Linked DNA regions of Homo sapiens: region 1 is linked to region 2. The links are chromatin loops, found by intact Hi-C in ENCODE. Cell type or tissue: Calu3. All regions are shown on one strand. Links, peaks and the distances in the headings refer to the core of each region. The heading gives the core; the rest is flanking DNA.

Evidence for each region. A loop is a pair of places that touch in the nucleus more often than their neighbours do. Peaks named below come from ENCODE experiments on the same cell type or tissue, not always from the same donor. Only the 100,000 strongest peaks of a DNase experiment are listed, where the experiment ranks them.
Region 1: it touches region 2 in a loop (2.8-fold over the local background); 1 of 110 quality-filtered maps calls a loop at or near these places.

What each region holds. Positions count from the first base shown.
Region 1 is chr16:9,795,001-9,799,000 of GRCh38, reverse strand. GRIN2A (glutamate ionotropic receptor NMDA type subunit 2A) reads left to right here. Exons shown (of 13, transcript NM_001134407.3): 11 at 537-724. All of the region lies in intron 2 of LOC105371077 (a long non-coding RNA gene), which reads right to left. Among named protein-coding and RNA genes, the nearest start is that of LINC01195, 340 kb to the right of the region's middle. In Calu3, for the core only: no CTCF peak of the experiment used is centred there; a DNase peak (open chromatin) is centred at 1,520.
Region 2 is chr16:9,252,629-9,260,704 of GRCh38, reverse strand. No RefSeq gene overlaps it. Among named protein-coding and RNA genes, the nearest start is that of LINC02177, 99 kb to the left of the region's middle. RefSeq lists an enhancer at 1,919-2,213. In Calu3, for the core only: a CTCF peak has its summit at 4,407; a DNase peak (open chromatin) is centred at 4,394.

The DNA of each region.
Region 1 (4,000 bases), core at 1-4,000, 540 kb before region 2:
TAGGTAGCTTTAATTTTAATTGTATTTTTAATACTTTTCTATATTATTTGGATTTTTAAAAATTCTGCAATAATTTCTGTATGATAAATAAGCAGCACATGTATTTCTTTTGGGAGGAAAAAATATTCCTATTTAGTTCCTTTCCCCTTCATACACACTACCACCAAATTCTTCTGCCCCTTAGTGGTTTATTTTGTTCTGATGCAAACCTTTCTAAATAGGGCACTGTCCTCCACCACTGGGAGTGTTAAGGACAAACACTTAGCAAACCAGCAAACTCAACTGTTTACTCACTTGGGTATATGGATCCTTCATGTCTTTATTTAGCTGCCTCTTGTAAGTTGGAGAGAAAAGGTTCTGGCTTTTATCTCCTCATTAAAAATAGATCCTTTTATGATGAGGGGATGGAGAGGCCATGAGTCATCATCACCAGCATGAAAGAAAGTGTGGGATGCTTTCAGGATCAGGCCTCAGGAGCTGGACCCCGAGGTGGTACCTGGCCACCCCTATGACCCCCTGGTTTCTTGTCATTTCAGGAAGCTGGACGCTTTCATCTACGATGCCGCAGTCTTGAATTACAAGGCTGGGAGGGATGAAGGCTGCAAGCTGGTGACCATCGGGAGTGGGTACATCTTTGCCACCACCGGTTATGGAATTGCCCTTCAGAAAGGCTCTCCTTGGAAGAGGCAGATCGACCTGGCCTTGCTTCAGTTTGTGGGTGATGGTAAGACCCCGGGTGACCCCTTTCTTTAGGGGGACTTGAGACCCTCACACTCGCTTTGTTTGCTCCTGGGCTTCCCAGTGGATCTTTGCATGATGAGTTTGCTCCCTAAAAATATTTACTGAGTTCCTGTCACATGAAACCATGGTTCTTTAGGTTGCTTATAATGGAAAGCAATTCTAGATAACTAAATTTAACAAACAAAAGTATTCTAAGGATACAGTCTCTCTCAGGGGATTTAGGAAAGAGTTAAATAGGTTTAGAAAAAGACAAGAGCCAGGACAGTCCTGGTGCCTTAAGTGGGAATTTATAGGTCTTCTGTCTAGGGCAGTGGTTCTCAAAGGGTGAAGGGCAATTTTGTCCCTCAGGTGACATTTGGCAATGCCTGGAGACACATTCAGTGATCACGGCTGGGAATCTGCTTGCTGATCTAATGGGTAGAGGCCAGGGCCAGAAGATGCAGGAAAACACCTTACAGGGTCCAGGACAGCCCCCTACATCACAAAACACAAAATTATCCAACCTCACATGTTGGTAGGCTGTGGTTGAGAAACGCTGCTGTACAAAATTACATAACTAGGCTGTAATCAGTCCCAATTTCACTCCAGAGAAAGGATTTCTGATGCATTTTGAGGTCAAAGACTCTTTCCTAGACTTATCAGGCATGACTCACGGTGGAGTCATGTTGTACCAACATGGCAACTCATGTTCTTATCCCGTGGAGGAATGAAGGAAAGGCAATCTCTATTGCAGTCTAATGAGACTGTGGCATTTATAGAACTGTAAAGCCGCTTGGGCCAGCTGTGTCACCAGAAGCATTTCCTCCTGTCTGCCCTTTCTACTTCATAGCTGGTGATCTCACTATAGCCCGGGGTTTCCTGGCATGGCCTCTAGAGGCTGGCCGTGGCTTGGAATGGCAGGTTGGTTTCCTTTCAATTGCCAACACGGAGGAAATAGGAAAAGCAAAGTCAGCTCAGATAGCAGGTTAACACCAAAAATGAGCTCGGTATGAGGAGGATAGAAAGGCTCAAGCCAGAGGGCAGAAGCCCCGTTCAAATAGTGGAGGCTATATTCAGAGATGATTACAGAACGTGTTATGCCAGGCTACAGGTGGGAGAGAAAAATCTAGTTACCACTACAGTGAAATGCAATATCAAAATAGGCAGAGGTTAGCTAGTGCATAGGGTTAGTGTGAATTCGAATGAAGTGCACAATTACTTGTGGCTTCTTATCTTCTTTCTATTCACAGAGTTAAATCCTAGATTCTCACAGTGCCATCAGGCATTCTAAATGTGTTTTATATTTAACTCCCAAATGAGAACATGTGAGTCTTTGAATTCTCCATAGGGCATTTGTACCTTCCTCAGATCACTGGCCATGTTCTCTGCTGTGTAATAATGATTTGTGGCTGTGTTGGTCAGCTTTTTGCTGTGAGATCTTAGAGGCGTACAACAGTAAGCATTTATTTTCCTCATGGTAGTGCAGGTTGAGTGGAGAAGCTCTGCCTGGGGTGGGGATAGTGCCTCTGCTTCCTGCCACAAGCGTACGAATCAGTGGTGTGGTCTCTGCTCCACACGTGTTTCTGCTGTGTCTCGGGCTGAAAAGGTAGCAGCTACCTGGGGAAGCTCTTTTCCTGGCCATGGCAGAAGCACAGAAAGGAACGCCTAGCTGCACATGCACATTTCAAGCCACTGCTTGGTCACGTTCACGTCTGCTAACATCCTTCTGTCCAAAGCAGGTCAGGTGGCCAAGTTCAGGGTCAAGGGATTGCAGGTATACTCTGCCTTTCATGAGATAGGTCTTGAAGTTTTATGGCAATAGTGTGGACACTGAGAGTATGCTGAAGAATTGGGGCCAAATGTTTTGCCTATCACAGGGGTGGATAATCACCCTTACAGGGGATGAACTATTCAGCAAACAGGAGTCTTATTTCCAGCATTACAACAAAACACTGAACATCACAGGTAAATTGGTCAATAAAGGTTTGAATGAATAAATACATGTATGGATGAATGATTGATTGATGTTAAGATGTATTTCATTTGGCTGGAAACTTTTAAATGTGATAGGTATCTGTCAAATAAGTGAGTTCTAACTCTAGCCCCACCCACCATTGGTGTCACTCTCGAAGCATCTATTATAAAACAGCTAACATATTTAGGGACTTGGGTATGTCAATCATCATACTGGATGCATTACATACGTTCCTCAATGTAATCTTCGTAACCTTATGAGGTTAAATGTTGCTTATTCCCACTTTACAGAGGAGGAAATTGAATCTCAGAGGGCAAATCCCCTAGCTAGTAAGTGGCAAAGCTTCTACTTCAGGGACCTTACTCTGGAAGGGGGCCAATTAGGGAAGACTGTTGTTATATTTAATTCTCTAAGTTATCTATCAAAGATGACTAAACTCTTGAGATGTATAAATCCTTTAGGAAGGAGTAATTTAGTGCACATCTGAACTAAATCTACTGTCCCATTTACAAATACTTCTATGAAAGAAGTGATCTTTTTTAGCCTCGGTTTATTCATCTGTGAAAGGGTACAGAAATAATTACCTAATAAGGCTGGTGTGAAGATGAAATGGGAGAATACATGTAAAGTGCATAGCTTAGCTTAGCATAGACCCTGTAACATACAAGTGGTTCAATAAATGTTAGCCATCACCATTGTAGTTACAGAAAAGGGGTCCCAATGCAGACCTCAAGAGAGGGTTCTTGGATCTCATGCAAGAAAGAATTCAGGGCAAGTCCATGGAGTAAAGTCAAAGCAAGTTTATTAAGAAAGTTAAGGAATAAAAGAATGGCTACTCCATAGACAGAGCAGACCCAAGGCTGGGTTATTTCTTGATGATATGCTAAACACGGGGTGGATTATTCATGCCTCCCTTTTTTAGACCATATAGGGTAACTTCCTGATGTTGCCATGGCATTTGTAAACTGTCATGGCGCTGGTGGGAGTGTAGCAGTGGGGACGACCAGAGATCCCTCTCATGGCCATCTTGGTTTTGTTGGGTTTTGGCCAGCTTCTTTACTGCAACCTGTTTTGTCTCTCAGCATGGTCTTTATGATCTATATCTTTTGCCCACCTCCTATCTCATCTTGTGACTTAGAATGCCTTAAGCCATTTACGAATGCAGCCCAGTAGGTCTCAGCCTCATTTTACCCAGCTACTATTTAAGATGGAGTGTTCTGGTTCACACGCCTCTGATATCATTATTATCATTATCATCACCACCACCATCACCGTCATCATCATCATCATCATGACCATTGCCAT
Region 2 (8,076 bases), core at 2,321-6,320:
GGACCTCTCCCCAGCACACAACATGCCAGGCACCTGCCAGATTTCCATAAATGTTTGCTGAAAGAATGCCAAATTCGGTGGCACTGGAGGTGGACCTTCCAGGTGGGGAAAAATTACTATGGGCAGAAATGAGCCAGGACTTTGCAAATCGACAGACCCCCCAGGGCCAAACCAGGTTATGGTAAAGGCCAGGATGTGTGTGAGGGACCAAGTGCATGGTGCCATTTGGCTGGATCTAGATCTGGTCAGCACTCTTTCTCTGCACAGAGCCAGAGAGTAAACATTTCAGGCCTTGTGGGCCATGCAGTCTCTGTTGAAACAATTCGACTCTGCCCTGATACTGTGAAAGCAGACATAGACAATCAGTAAACACATGGGTGGCTGGATTCCAATCAAACTATCTACAAAAGCAGGCTGCAAACCAGATTTGGCCCGAAGGCCCCTGATCTAGAATAAGAGAGGAAAAAGCTGGAGATGAAGCCGCAAAGGTAACTTGGAGGTCGTTAGGAGATCACAGAAGGCCTTGGCTACCACGCAAGGGAGGGCAGACCTTGAATCAGCAGTGGGAAGCTCTATGTTGGACATTAAAGTGCAAGGGTCAGCTTGGAGGACTCCATCAGACAGAAATGTGTGAGATAAGATCAGGAGCTGGGGGAGGAGAAGTGGGGTCAGGGGGACCTTTAGGAGATTTGGGGTGGCTCCCAAAGTTCTAGACAACCAAGAGCCAGAGCAGCGGCACCCAAAGAGAAAAACTGGGGTGCAAGAGATGCTTTGGTGGCCAAGGTAGTGAGGGAAAAGGAGGGGTTGGTTGGAAACAGTGCATTTTCTGGTCACTGGGGTGATGAAGAGGATGCTGTAGGCAAAGACAGGGAAGCTGGCAGGATCTTGGGGAGTGAGGATCTGGATCTGGAAGCTCAGGGAAAGCATGTTGAGCCCAGCAAAATCCGAATCTGCGGCAGCATGAGGCCCCCCATCGACTCCCCATCGCCCCACCCTCCCACCCCAACACACCCAAGCGCAGAGGCATCTGGAGACAACATTTGGGAAAAGCAAGAGTAAAAGGTTAAAATGCAGGGCTGGACTGGCTGCTGTTGTTCCCAAAGATATGAATCTGAGAGACAGAGCTCACCCCAGGCTGGGGTGAATCCCTGCATTCGGGAGCCAGAAGGAGCTTCAGAGCAGCACTCCTCAAACCTCAATGTGTCGCAAACCCCCTAGAGAGGCTGTTAAGTAAGATTCTGCTGCAGCAGGCTGAACTAGAGGCCCAGACCTTGCAATTCCAACAAGAGCCCAGTGGTGCCGATGCTGCCAGCCCAGGACCACACTTTGAAAATCGAGACCATGAACTCATTCCTCTAACGTCTGTTGTCACCTAAACGAGGACAGTGAGGATCACTGTGCTACCATTTGGTTGAGTGACTAAAACACACTAGTCACTGGAGATACTGAGAAAATAGCAAAAGGAGCTAACATTTGAGCCCTTGCTATGAGCCAGACACCACCTAAGAAACCTCCATCTGTCACTCATCCATTCCTCGCAGGGGAAGGACCAGCCATGAGGCAGGCTTCACGAGTGCCCCCGTTCTCCAGACGATTTAATGGCCTCAGCACAAGGCAGCCACACTGCAGAGCTAGAACTCCATCGCTGCACTCAAAGAGGACAGCAACGGACCACCTAGGCAAGCTATGCGTCCTCCTAATCGAGGCAAGCTCTTCAACTACATTGGACTCAAGGCATCATGAACCTCCTAAGTGAAGTGGGCTGCAGGGATCACATATCTGCTAGCAGTAGGGACACCCACGGGGCCATGTGGCTAGGATGTTACCCATGGACAATTCTTTCGCTTTGCTTCTGAGACACTAAAGCACTAAGCCCTTAGACGAGACACTTCCACAGAGCCCATGTAATGCAAATAAATGCCCCCAAATAAAAGGGAAATAATCTGGTGCAGAATTTTGTAGCTGGTGCGTATTTGATGGGCATGATTTTCAGAAGTGGCTCCCAGCCCCTTTGTCAAGGTCCTGGGGTGCAGTTCCTGCCAGGTGTTGCGATACTACCACCTAGTGGCAATGTGGAGGTCTGCTGCGGAAGTCGAAGCGTCTAAACCCCCAAAACAACAGGGTAGGCTGCATTCTGTTAACACCAGTCTGGGCGGTGGCTGTTTTTAGCTGGGTCTCTCCTTCTGTGCCACTTTCATCATGGAAACTGGCTCTCTAGACCCAAAAAAAGCTGCGACGTGCTCTGCAAAAGCTGTTTGAGGGCCAATTTTAGCTGCATTTCTTGGAATTTGGGCTCCCAGGAGGAAGGAGGGATGTGCGGTTTCAGGAAGCTGTGCATCTTCTTCCTGGAGGCTGTTCTGGCCATGAGATCATGGATCCCTTTGGGTTCTGCACTGCACCCTGCAAAGGAGTATTTGGGTTTTATACATGGCAGCAACTGTGTCCTGGGAGAGTTTTCTTCATGTGGATCAAGAGCTTTCTTCATATGGATCATTTCATTGATGCTTACAAATAACCCTACAAAGACATTTAGAATGATGCCCATTTTACAGATGAGGAAATCAAGAGTTGGGAAAGTTAAGTGACTTGGCCAAGGTCATAGAGCTGGTACCTACCAGAGCCATGATTGCAACTCCAGAGTTTGTCCTCTACACCCAGAACCCAAACAAAGCATTAATCAAGAGTTCAAAGTCCCAGGTTCACCCACACTCTGCTGCCAATTCACTGTCTGACTTTGAGCAGGTCATTTAACCTCTCTGGGTCTCAGTCTCCTCGATGATAAAATGGGTGTGTTCCTCATAGATCCTGCTTCACAAGGTTATATGAGGATCCAAGAAGAAATCTGATATCCTTTGACTCAGTGGTTCTGTTTCCTGGCCTGGGGGACATCAGACTCCCAGAGTGTTCTACAGATTCCAGGAGATGGATGAGGATAGGCTCAGGATCGTGACACATGAAACTCTGCTCCATGAGCTGGGGACTGCCATTTGTTTGATTACCATTGTGCAAAGAGCTTAGTTAGCCCCTGGTAGGAAACTGAAGAGATGACCACCTACTATGTGTCAGGCCCTTATGCTGCGCATTGGATGTGCAAACGTAAGTGAGACATAGAGTTCATGGCCATGTGGCAGAGACTGACAGGTAGCCACGTGGACCCCTATACATTAAGGACTGTGACGGAATAAATATGGGGTGGAGGAGAGGGATATGGGATCACAGAAGGTCCCCGATCTAGCTTGACAGGATAGGCACCAGAGAAGCCTTCCTAGAAGATCTGACTCTAGTGGAGCCCACAAAGCTGTTAATCAGGTAAGAAAGGAAAGAAAAGAAGACTCTTGAGAGATCTGCAGGCCACGTGACATGCCAGTGCCCTGGAGGTCAACCTGACCCAAAGACAGAAGCTTTACCAGACTGCACCATCTCCAGAATCCTAGAAATCTCTCAAGTTCCTTCCCTTCCCGCTGCTTTCCAAAGCAACCAAGTCACTATTCACCTAATAACAAACAAACAACAACAACAACAAATTAGCCATTGTCCATGTCAGCCAAGGTCCAATTTCATGCCTTAAGATTTTGGACAGGTCATTGGAAGGCTATCCATCCCTGCTGCCACCATGCCAAGCCTCAAAATGCTAAATTAAATATAGGTAAAATGACAGGCTCACTTTTCCTATCTTTTACCTTGCTTGCAGATGGCTGTCACCTAGTCGGGGACCTGCAGGTACAACTGTTTAATATCTCACTGTTTCTTCACTGATACAATGTTGTCCTCCAGGAAATAGCCAGCAATGTCTGGAGACATGTTTGGTTGTCATAACCAGGGGGTGAGAGAGATGTTGCTACAGGCATCTGGTGGGTAGAGGCCAAGGACACTGCTCAACATCCCACAGTGCGCAGAACAGCCCCTACCACAAAGAACGATGTGGCCCAAGACACCACTAGTCCAGAGGTGGTAAAACCCTGTTGCATCCTGTTGAGCTGACCATGGAGGGCACTAAAGGAAGCCATTAGGCCACTGATGAGCATTCAGAGCCCTCCTGGATAGAGATGGAGGGAAAGGGGATGTGAAGTTTTCTATCTGACTTTATTTTTACCATATTGCATTATTCATCCATGTGGTTTTCAGTATTTTACCCCATCACTGACCATCAACACTGCCCCAATTCCTGGGAAAAATCAGATGGTACCTCAGCCCTTTCCTATTCTCCATTCATTCCACCCACGTGGACTGAGCACCTAATGCATGCCAGGCACACGATGGTGCTTAAGGCATAGCCTCTGCTCTCAGAAGCATTCAGTCTCCTGCAGAAGGCAAGTTTGGCCCCTTATGTGACTGGAGAAATAGGACACCAGGTGCCACGACTCCAGGGGCGCCACCTCTCACCTTGTAGTCTATGGGAATGGCGCCCCTGGAGGACGGCTTCAGAAAAGCAGGTGAAGTTGCCTCTGGGGTTGACCAATGTGGCAGCCTCTGAAATGCTAGAAAACAGGAAAAGGCAGATCAGTGGGGAGGGGGAGCTTTAGCTGTGCCTTAAAGGCAATGGAGGAGGACAAGGAACAGACAGGGAATAATATGGACAGATAGTGGAATGAACGGACATATGTCTAATACATACCAACAAGAGTGTCAGATACAAAACCACTACAATAGACGTTGCAATACCACTTTACAATATAAAGCTCACTCAAGACTTAATAATGTGCTAGGGGCCTTCACGAATTATCTTCCTTTGCCCACACATTAACCCTGGAAACAGATATTATTATCATCTGCAAATTGCAGATAAGGAAGGTGAGGCTTCATAATTACATATTTTACTCAAAGCTGCCCAATTCCAAGGTGGCAGAGCTGAAACTGGATTGTGAATGTTGATCATATGAACTTCATCATTCTTGTCACACCCAACTAAAAAAGAGTTGAAAAGTCAGGGGGGAAAATGCACTCAGGACACATAATATTGCTGCAAGAATGTTATTCTCTGCAAGTCCAGCTGCTGAGACTGCCTGTTGTAACCTGAGACTAGTTTTATCGATAACTGCTGAGATAAAGTGCTGCAACTCTAGGACTAATTTCATCTACTGCCATCGCCCACCAATCAAGCTTGCCAGCTCCCCAGAAACGTCTAGAGCCAATGAACATTCTCAACAAGCAATACACAACATTTCTCTTTGCCATAAAACCTCCAACTTTCTCTTTGTTCTTCAAATGTACCAAAGTCCGCCCAGTCTGTGTGCAAGCCCCAAACTGCAATTCTTTCTTCCCAAATAAAACATTAAATTAAGAAATTCATCACCACATTTTTATTTTGATTTTGCCAGAACCCATGGAGTTTAATTCCAAAAACTATATGCTTAACAGCTCCCCTATTAGCTGAGAAGAAAACTGTTCAAAAGCCCAGTAAGCAATGAGCATATGAGAGTTCAGGGAGCTAGCTGAAGCAGAAAATTTACTGGAAGAAGTAAAGAGACAGGCTCTGAAAAGCATCAAATGCTGGACTAAGCAGCCTGACCCTTGACACTGTAGAACTGGGAAGGCACATAGGTTTCCTCCTGTGATCCACCCTAGTTGATAGCTAGCTATGGGGAGAAGCAGTAAGGAGAGGAGTTTGAGGCTTGCTGTAATTGATTAGTGATGTCTGCCTTGAGTGTAGGAATGGGGGATAACAGCACACTTAGTCTACACTTGCCATTCCTGATGTGGGCAATAAGGAGCCATTACAAGTTTCTGAGCAAGGAGTGCTTTAGTAGGACTACTCAGGCTATGATATGAAGAGTAGAGACCAGAGCAGAGATAGCTGGGATTCTACGGAAAGCAGCATTTTCTTCAAAATATGGAACCTGCAAAAGGCAACCTGCTCCAACAAACTTGATCAAATATTTTTACAATTATCTCCACTCCCTGAATAGTTGTTTTAACTCTACTAACCTCATTCAAGAGTTCCACTGATGGCAAGTCCAAGGAACTCCAACAGTGCTTCCCCCCCACCAAGGAATATTCCTCATTATAATTTTGTTCTCATATAACTTTGACTAATTAGAACACTTGGGAAGGAAGGGGTGGCAGACAGGCTCAGGGAATCACGACAATAAGCAAGAAGGATTTAATCACCATCTGGTAATTCTAAATTACTATCCACAGTGTCCCAACATGGAAATGTCTTCTCCAAAAGGTGCCTTATTTGAGAGGTGTGGAGTGAGGTGGCCAGTAGCCAGAGGGCACCTCAAGGTGTCCCTCCCACAGCACACAAGCAAAAGAGCTCCTGTGCTGGTCAGAAAAAAAACCTACCATGGCAAAGTCAACTGCAAGGTATTAACAAGACAGACTAAAATCATAAAACAGAGACACAGGAATGAATCTTTATACATTCCTTCAACAAGTGCTTTTAACATCCTTACTGTGTGTCAAAGTACCTTAGAAGTGATACAGACATCTTCCCACTTTATGTTGAATCCACCCCACACCATCCATAGTGGACCATAGTGACTAATGTCTTCAGAAGCCCAGCACATCTTCCTCCATTACCCTTCTTCTAGTAACTTCTAGTAATTTCTACTCCCAATCATTGGGATGGACACATGACCCAGCCAGACCTGGCCAATCATGCTCAGTGATTGCTCCAGGAGTGGGCATACGATCCAAGCAGAGCCACACAGAGTCCTCTCCTGTGACGTTCTCTTGTAGTCAGGGTTGTGAAGGACGATGTGGAATCAGGAGCAATGGTGGCCATCTTCCCCACCACATGGACAAAGCAGAAGATGGAGCCAGGCAGAGGGAAGCAGACAGTCTCCACCTCCTTCAATTCTACAAAAGCTATCTGAGAATTCTTCCTGACTACATGAACCAATACATTTCCTCCCTTGCTGATACGGTTTGGCAATGTCCCTACCCGAATCTCATCTTGAATTGTAGCTCCCATAATTCCCATGTCATGGGAGGGACCTGGTGGAGGATAATTGAATCATGGGTGCAGTTTTCCCCATACTGTTCCCATGGTAGTGAGTAAGTCTCACGAGATCTGATGGTTTTATCAGGGGTTTCCTCTTTCGCTTGGCTCCCATTCTGTCCTGTCTGCCACCATGTAAGATGTAAGTGCCTTTCGCCCTTCACCGTGATTGTGAGGCCTCCCCAGCCACACGGAACTGTGAGTTCATAAATCTCTTTTTCTTTATAAATTACCCAGTCTCAGGTATGTCTTTATCAAGCAGCCGTGAAAACAGACTAATACGCTTGCCATGAGTTATCATCTCACCCCAGTTAAAATGGCTTATATCCAAAAGACAGGTGATAACAAATGCTGGTGAGGATGTGGAGAAAAGGGAACCCTTGTAAACTGTTGGTGGGAATGTAAACTAGTACAACCACTATGGAGAACAGTTTGGAGGTTACTCAAAATACTAGAAGTTTCCAGAAGAGTTTTGACTGATACATCATCCATGACTCACATCTCCACTTGGTATCCTCCAGGGATTGGGGAACTGATGGGGGACTCACTCTCTTGAGGTAACCCTTCTACTTTGAGGCACTTTGCCAGAAATCTCTTTCTTAGAAAAAGCCAAAATTTCCCTCATGGGTCCTCCAACCCTTGAATTCTGGTTCTGCCCTCTGGAGTTCCCCAGTCTGAATCTATGACACTGCTGTATAATATCTGCTAAACATGCATTTGCAAGATGCATGCCTTCCCCCAGGCACATCACACACACACACACACACACACACACACACACACACACTAACCCCAAGCCACCTCTTTGCTTGGATGAGCACCTGAGTTCAACCTACTGTTCTGCATTTGACATGGTATAATGGTGCATCTGCATTCAGGCAAGGCTGGATCTAGGGGAACATATGAAATAAATCATCAGGACACTATCTCACCTTTTCTTTGTTCTAATTTCTTCAGTCTTGGCTGTGTTCACAGATAAACTCTTTCCACCTAGAAAATGGACCTGACAGCTCATACATCATCTTCACAGCTGATTATACCAATTAACAGCAACTCGCCCATGATAGGAAGAGTTCCGATTTGCCTGGGGGAGGAGGGGTGGGTAACATGCTTTTGTTGAGCCAATCATTGTG